Regions from separate parts of the Homo sapiens genome. Here region 2 is linked to region 1. The links are chromatin contacts, found by Hi-C or POLR2A ChIA-PET in ENCODE. All regions are on one chromosome and are shown on one strand. The core of a region is the stretch at or near the end of the contact, and the rest is flanking DNA. Distances in the headings are between cores, read along the strand shown.

Region 1 (2,700 bases), core at 16-2,515:
TTTTACTCTATTTTCTGAGGTGATTCCTCACTTTCTCTTCCAACTCTTCACTTAAAAATTTTTTTGTTTGTTTGAGACAGCATCTTGATATTGTAGCCCACGCTGACCTTGAAAGTGATTCTCTCAGCCTTCCATAGAGTTGGGATTATGGGCGTGCCACTACTCCTGGCCCTCCTTCACTTAAATTTTTTTTTTTTTTTTTGAGATGGAGTCTTGCTCTGACCCCAGGCTAGAGTGCAGTGATGTGAGCTCAGCTCACTGCAACCTCCGCCTTCCGGGTTCAAGTGATTCCCCTGCCTCAGCCTACCAGGTAGCTGGGATTACAGACACGCACCACCACGCCCGGCTAATTTTTTTTTTTTTTGTATTTTGGTAGAGATGAGGTTTCACCATGTTGGCCAAGATGGTCTCGATCTCCTGACCTCGTGATCTGCCCGCCTCGGCCTCCCAAAGTGCTGGGACTACAGGCTCTGAGCCACCGGGCCCGGCCCCTTCACTTTAATTTTTCAAGATGGTTATACTAATTTCTTCCTTTGTTTGTTTTTCTTTCTTTCTTTCTTTTTTTTTTTTAGACAGAGTTTTGCCGTGTTTCCCAGGCTGGAGTGCATTGGTGCGATCTTGGCTCACTGCAACCCCTACCACCCGGGTTCAAGCAATTCTCAGGCCTCAGCCTCCCGAGTACCTGGGATGACAGGCGCACGCCACCATGCCCAGCTAATTTTCTATTTTAGGTAGAGACGGGGTTTCACCATGTTGGTCAGGCTGGTCTCGAACTCCTGACCTCAGGTGATCCACCCGCCTTGGCCTCCCGAAGTGCTGGGATTACAGGCGTGAGCCACTGTGCCCGGCCATACTTTTTAATTTCTAAGGACTCTTTATGCTCTCAGCTGCTCCTTATTTTTGTAATCTTCTGTTCAAGTTTCTTGGATACAATTTATTTTAATTTAAATTTAATTTAATTTTATTTTTTTGAGACAGAGTCTTGCCTGTCACCCAGGCTGCGGTGCAGTGGTGTGATCTTGGCTCACTGCAGTCCCCACCTCCTGGATTCAAGCAATTCTCCCTTCTCAGCCTCCTCAGTAGCTGGGATTACAGGCGCCTGCCACCACGCCTGGCTAATTTTTGTATTTTTAGTAGAGACTGGGTTTTGCCATGTTGGCCATGCTGGTCTCAGACTCCTGACCTCAGGTGATCCACCCTCCTCCACCTCCCAAAGTGCTGGGATTACAGGCGTGAGTCACAATGCCTGGCTGATACTTTAATTGGAGGTTTTTGTTTTGTTTCAGTTACGAAACTTTCTTCTGCTCCTTGAACTCTTCTTTTGTACTGTTTTGGCCTGTCTTTCGTGTTAGTGACTTTATGTAAAAATCTGGTGATTCTCAGCCTTGATTCAAATGTAAGACAATTTTTTTTTTTTTTTTTTTGAGAGGGAGTTTCACTCTTGTTGCCCAGGCTGGTGTGATCTTGGGTCGCCACAACCTCTGCCTCCCGGGTTCAAGTGGTTCTTCTGCCTCAGCCTCCTGAGTAGCTGGGTTTATAGGCATGCACCACGATGCCCAGCTAATTTTGTATTTTTAGTAGGAACAGGGTTTCTTCATGTTGGTCAGGCTGGTCTCGAACTCCCGACCTCAGGTGATCCACCTGCCTCCGTCTCCAAAAGTGCTGGGATTACAGCACTTTTTCAAGTGGTGTGAGCCACTGTGCACGGCCCTTTTTTTTTTTGGACACGGAGTCTCGCTCTGTTGCCTAGGCCAGAGTGCAATGGTGCGATCTCGGCTCACTGCAACCTTCGCCTCCCGGGTTCAGGCAATTCTCCTGCCTCCGCCTCCTGAGTAGCTGGGACTACAGGCATGCGCCACCACACCTGGCTAATTTTTGTATTTTTAGTAGAGACGGGGTTTCGCCATGTTGGCCAGGCTGGTCTCAGGGTGGTCCGCCCTCCTCGGCCTCCCAAAGTGCTGGGATTACAGGTGTGAGCCACCGTGCCCAGCCTCAAATTTAAGACAAATTCTTAATGAGTGGATTGGAAGTTTTGTGTGAGCAGACATTATTGAGTGATAGACTTCATCATAAGTGATCTAGCGGGGTTCTTAGCTTAGTAAGAGAGAAATATATCTGATCATGATCACCTGTTTGGGGTTGACAAACCTGGTTACCAATATTCCTTTAGCCAGATGGATGTTGGAATTTGAGGATTTAGAATTACACTTTTATGATTCTTGTTTTTCTTCAGCTGCTCCTGGTGTCTCTGAGTGTAGATTTCTTCCATTTACCCTCTCTAGGAAATTAAGCTTTGCAGTTTTCTAGGGCAGGTGAGAGCCAGTTACGCGTTAGTATGTAGTGAATAAGGGATTGTTTTGATTGCTTTTCAGATGGTATGCAATTCCTGTTGGTTAGCCTCATCTGAAAACGTCACTCCTGGATACATAGAACATCACTGCGCATGTGCATCTCCCCACCCCCGATGCCTGGTGTCTAACGTTCCTCCAGTTTCTGGTGCTCTGATGCATTGCTTTTGGGCTTGTCTTACTACAGCAGCTTTCTTCGGTCCTCAGTCATTTACCACTTGTCATATGTCCTTTCTAGTTTCCAGGGATATTCTTTTTTATATTTATGGCTTTATGCCATTTATCTCAGTTGTCATTTGGCGTTTCAAGAAGGAGAGGTGGTAGTGTTTAAGTGGAATTAACTACTTGTGTT
Region 2 (2,700 bases), core at 21-2,520, 160 kb after region 1:
GCATATCTTTTTCTCTGCTATGTATTATTTGGAATATAAAGTTTATAAATAATCACTGCATTAACATGCTGTCTCTTTTCTGGCCCTCTTAGCCAAACTTGTTTCTTTTTCTTCCTTTCCTTTCTTTTTCTTTTTTGGAGACGGTCTTGTTCTGTCACTGAGGCTGGAGTGCAGTGGCACAATCTCGGCTCAATCTCAACCTCCCAGGCTCAAGCAGTTCTCCCACCTCAGCCTCCCAAGTAGCTGGGACTACAGGCACACACCACCATGCTTGACACCACACCCAGCTAATTTTGCATTTTTGGTAGAGATAGGATTTCACCATGTTGCCCAGGCTGGTCCTGGGCTCAAAGAGATCTGCCCACCTTGGCCTCCCAAAGTGCTGGGATTACAAGCATGAGCCACTTGCACCAGGCCATTCCTTTGAAATTCTTAGAGCAGTTTATAAGATTCTCTATCTTAGTTTTCTAAGTTTGCCCTTTGTGATCTATTTTTGTTTGTTTACCCTTTAAATGGTAATGTTATTTAGGGTTCTGTCTTTGGTTCTCTTCTCTTGATCATGCTGAGAACTTTCCCTGGGTGATTCCATTTTTGTTCCTTGGCCTTGACCATTGTGTTCATATCAAGAGTTGTAAGTAAAATACTTATGGGGCCACATAGGTAACATAAATGAGTGACATGGTAAGGGATGATGGAGATGCTGATGGATTAAAGTCTCTATGCCCTGTTCAGAGCTCTGGTCAGATTGTTGCTCTTTTATAATATAGTATCCAGTGTTGGCAAATCTTCAGTTTTTCAAGAGATATTAGGCATCTAGAGTTCTTAATGGGAAATTTCTTATTTCTATAATAATTATGAGCAACTGGTTAAAATTTCAACCATAGTGCAGACCAATAGTAAGTATTTTTAGTTTGCAGGTTTACTTACTGTAACTTACCATGCTTCTCACTCCTAGATTTATGTCTTCAGATCTGAATTTCCTGCTGGGTTTTAGGCTTATCCCATTGTGTTCTATATGTAGGAGTTCTGTGTCCCACAGGCATCTCAAAGACCATGACCCTGAACCTCTTAATTTGTATTAGGAAGTGATTTCATTTATAGGATACCTGTGAGTTTGAATCATTATTTCACCACCTACTAGCTCACCAAAAAAGTTACTTTATTTCTTTAAAGTTCTGTTTGCTCATATGTGAAATGGGAGTAATATTTACCTCATTGAGTTCTTATACTAGCACAGTTACTTCCGTACAGTAACCAAACACTGCTTTCAGTTGCTGTTCCTGTTTCAGTGAATGGTATCACTACATGTACTTACTTATGCTTAAGAGTCATTGGTGACTCTACCCTTGTTTTTATTTTTCAGGTCTAATTAGTCACCAGGTTCTATTGGTCTAATAGAATTTTCAGGTCTAATTAGTCACCAAGTCCTTAGAATTTATCCTGCTCTACTGCATGTTTCTTCCTCAAACCGTCCTTCACCTCTGTACTGCAGCCCCTTTAGAAATTAGCTTGAGAGGCCAGATGTGGTGGCTCAAACCTGTAATCCCAGCACTTTGGGAGGCCGAGACGGGCAGATCACCTGAGGTCAGGAGTTTGAGACCAGCCTGGCCGACATGGTGAAACCCCATCTCTAGTAAAAATACAAAAATTAGCTGAGTGTGATGGCACGTGCCTGTAATCCCAGCTACTAGGGAGGCTGAGGCAGGAGAATCACTTGAACCCGCGGGTAGAGGTTACAGCGAGCCGAGATTGCACCACTGCACTCCAGCCTGGGCAACAGAGCAAGACTTCACCTCAAAAAAGAAACTAGCTTGAGGCTGGGCATGGTGGCTCATGCGTGTGATGCCAGCACTTTGGGAGGTTGAGGTGGGAGGACCACTTGAGCTCAGGAGTTTGAAATCAGCCTGTCAGCATAGTGAGACCCCATCTCTTAACCCACCGACCCCACAACCAACGCAAAAAAAAAAAAAAAAAGCCAGGTGTGGTGGCATTCGCCTGTGGTCCCAGCTACTTGGGAGGCTGAGGCAGGAGGGTCGCTTGGCCCAGGAGGTCAAGGCTGCAGTGAGCTATGATTGCACCACGGCACTCCAGCATAGGTGAGAGAGACTCTGTCTCAGAAAACAAACAAACAAAAGATAGAAAAGAAATTAGCTTGAAAAGCAACAACATCTCTTCCAGTAAGTTTTTTGGCTCACCACTTTTCTCACTCCAGGTCTGAATTAGATACCTCTTTTTCTGTGCTCCTAGCCTCCTGAGGATGTCTCTGTCATAGTGCTCTCCACAACTGTTTGTAATGCCTTTTTTCTACGCAACTTCTTGAAGGCAAAGACTACCTATCTTGAATGGCTTTTTATCTCCAGGGCTTAGAATAATGCCTGGCAAATAATGAGTTCAGTGATGTTTGCAGAATGAATGCATTGGCTAAATATATCATTTTTCTGGAGAAATTGTAGATATAAAAAAGATCCCGACGCCTTAATTATAGCTGTAAGGCTTTTTAAAATGTCCCAGTTGTTTTGTTTTCCCTGTTTGAATAAGATTCTAGGTGCTTTAATTTATTATATAAGTCAATAACTTCATTTATTTATTTATTTATTTTTAAAGACAGAGTCTTGCTTTATTGCCAAGGCTGGAGTGCAGTGATACAATCACGGCATGGTTCACTACAACCTTGAACTTCCAGGCTCAAGTGATCCTCAC

Evidence for each region. Hi-C counts contacts between places; a loop is a spot of excess contacts on that map. ChIA-PET counts read pairs that join two places held with the same protein, here RNA polymerase II (POLR2A).
Region 2: a map of ovary shows a loop between it and region 1 (2.2-fold over the local background). The contact joins two enhancer-like sites. A Hi-C loop is called at or near these places in 3 of 168 maps with a recorded cell type or tissue (adrenal gland, aorta and ovary). POLR2A ChIA-PET finds 5 or more read pairs at or near these places in 8 of 52 experiments (BJ, CD8-positive, alpha-beta memory T cell, GM10248 and 5 more).

Annotation. Positions count from the first base shown.
Region 1 is chr10:21,554,271-21,556,970 of GRCh38, forward strand. The region is part of intron 3 of MLLT10 (MLLT10 histone lysine methyltransferase DOT1L cofactor); the gene reads left to right. Among named protein-coding and RNA genes, the nearest start is that of MLLT10, 21 kb to the left of the region's middle. RefSeq lists an enhancer at 1,219-1,801. Within about 2 kb of position 1,266, at least 3 of the 41 ENCODE cell types and tissues checked have a DNase peak (open chromatin) inside an H3K27ac peak, as active enhancers do.
Region 2 is chr10:21,709,626-21,712,325 of GRCh38, forward strand. All of the region lies in intron 13 of MLLT10 (MLLT10 histone lysine methyltransferase DOT1L cofactor), which reads left to right. Among named protein-coding and RNA genes, the nearest start is that of MLLT10, 180 kb to the left of the region's middle. RefSeq lists enhancers at 1,351-1,450, 1,420-1,920. Within about 2 kb of position 1,271, at least 2 of the 41 ENCODE cell types and tissues checked have a DNase peak (open chromatin) inside an H3K27ac peak, as active enhancers do.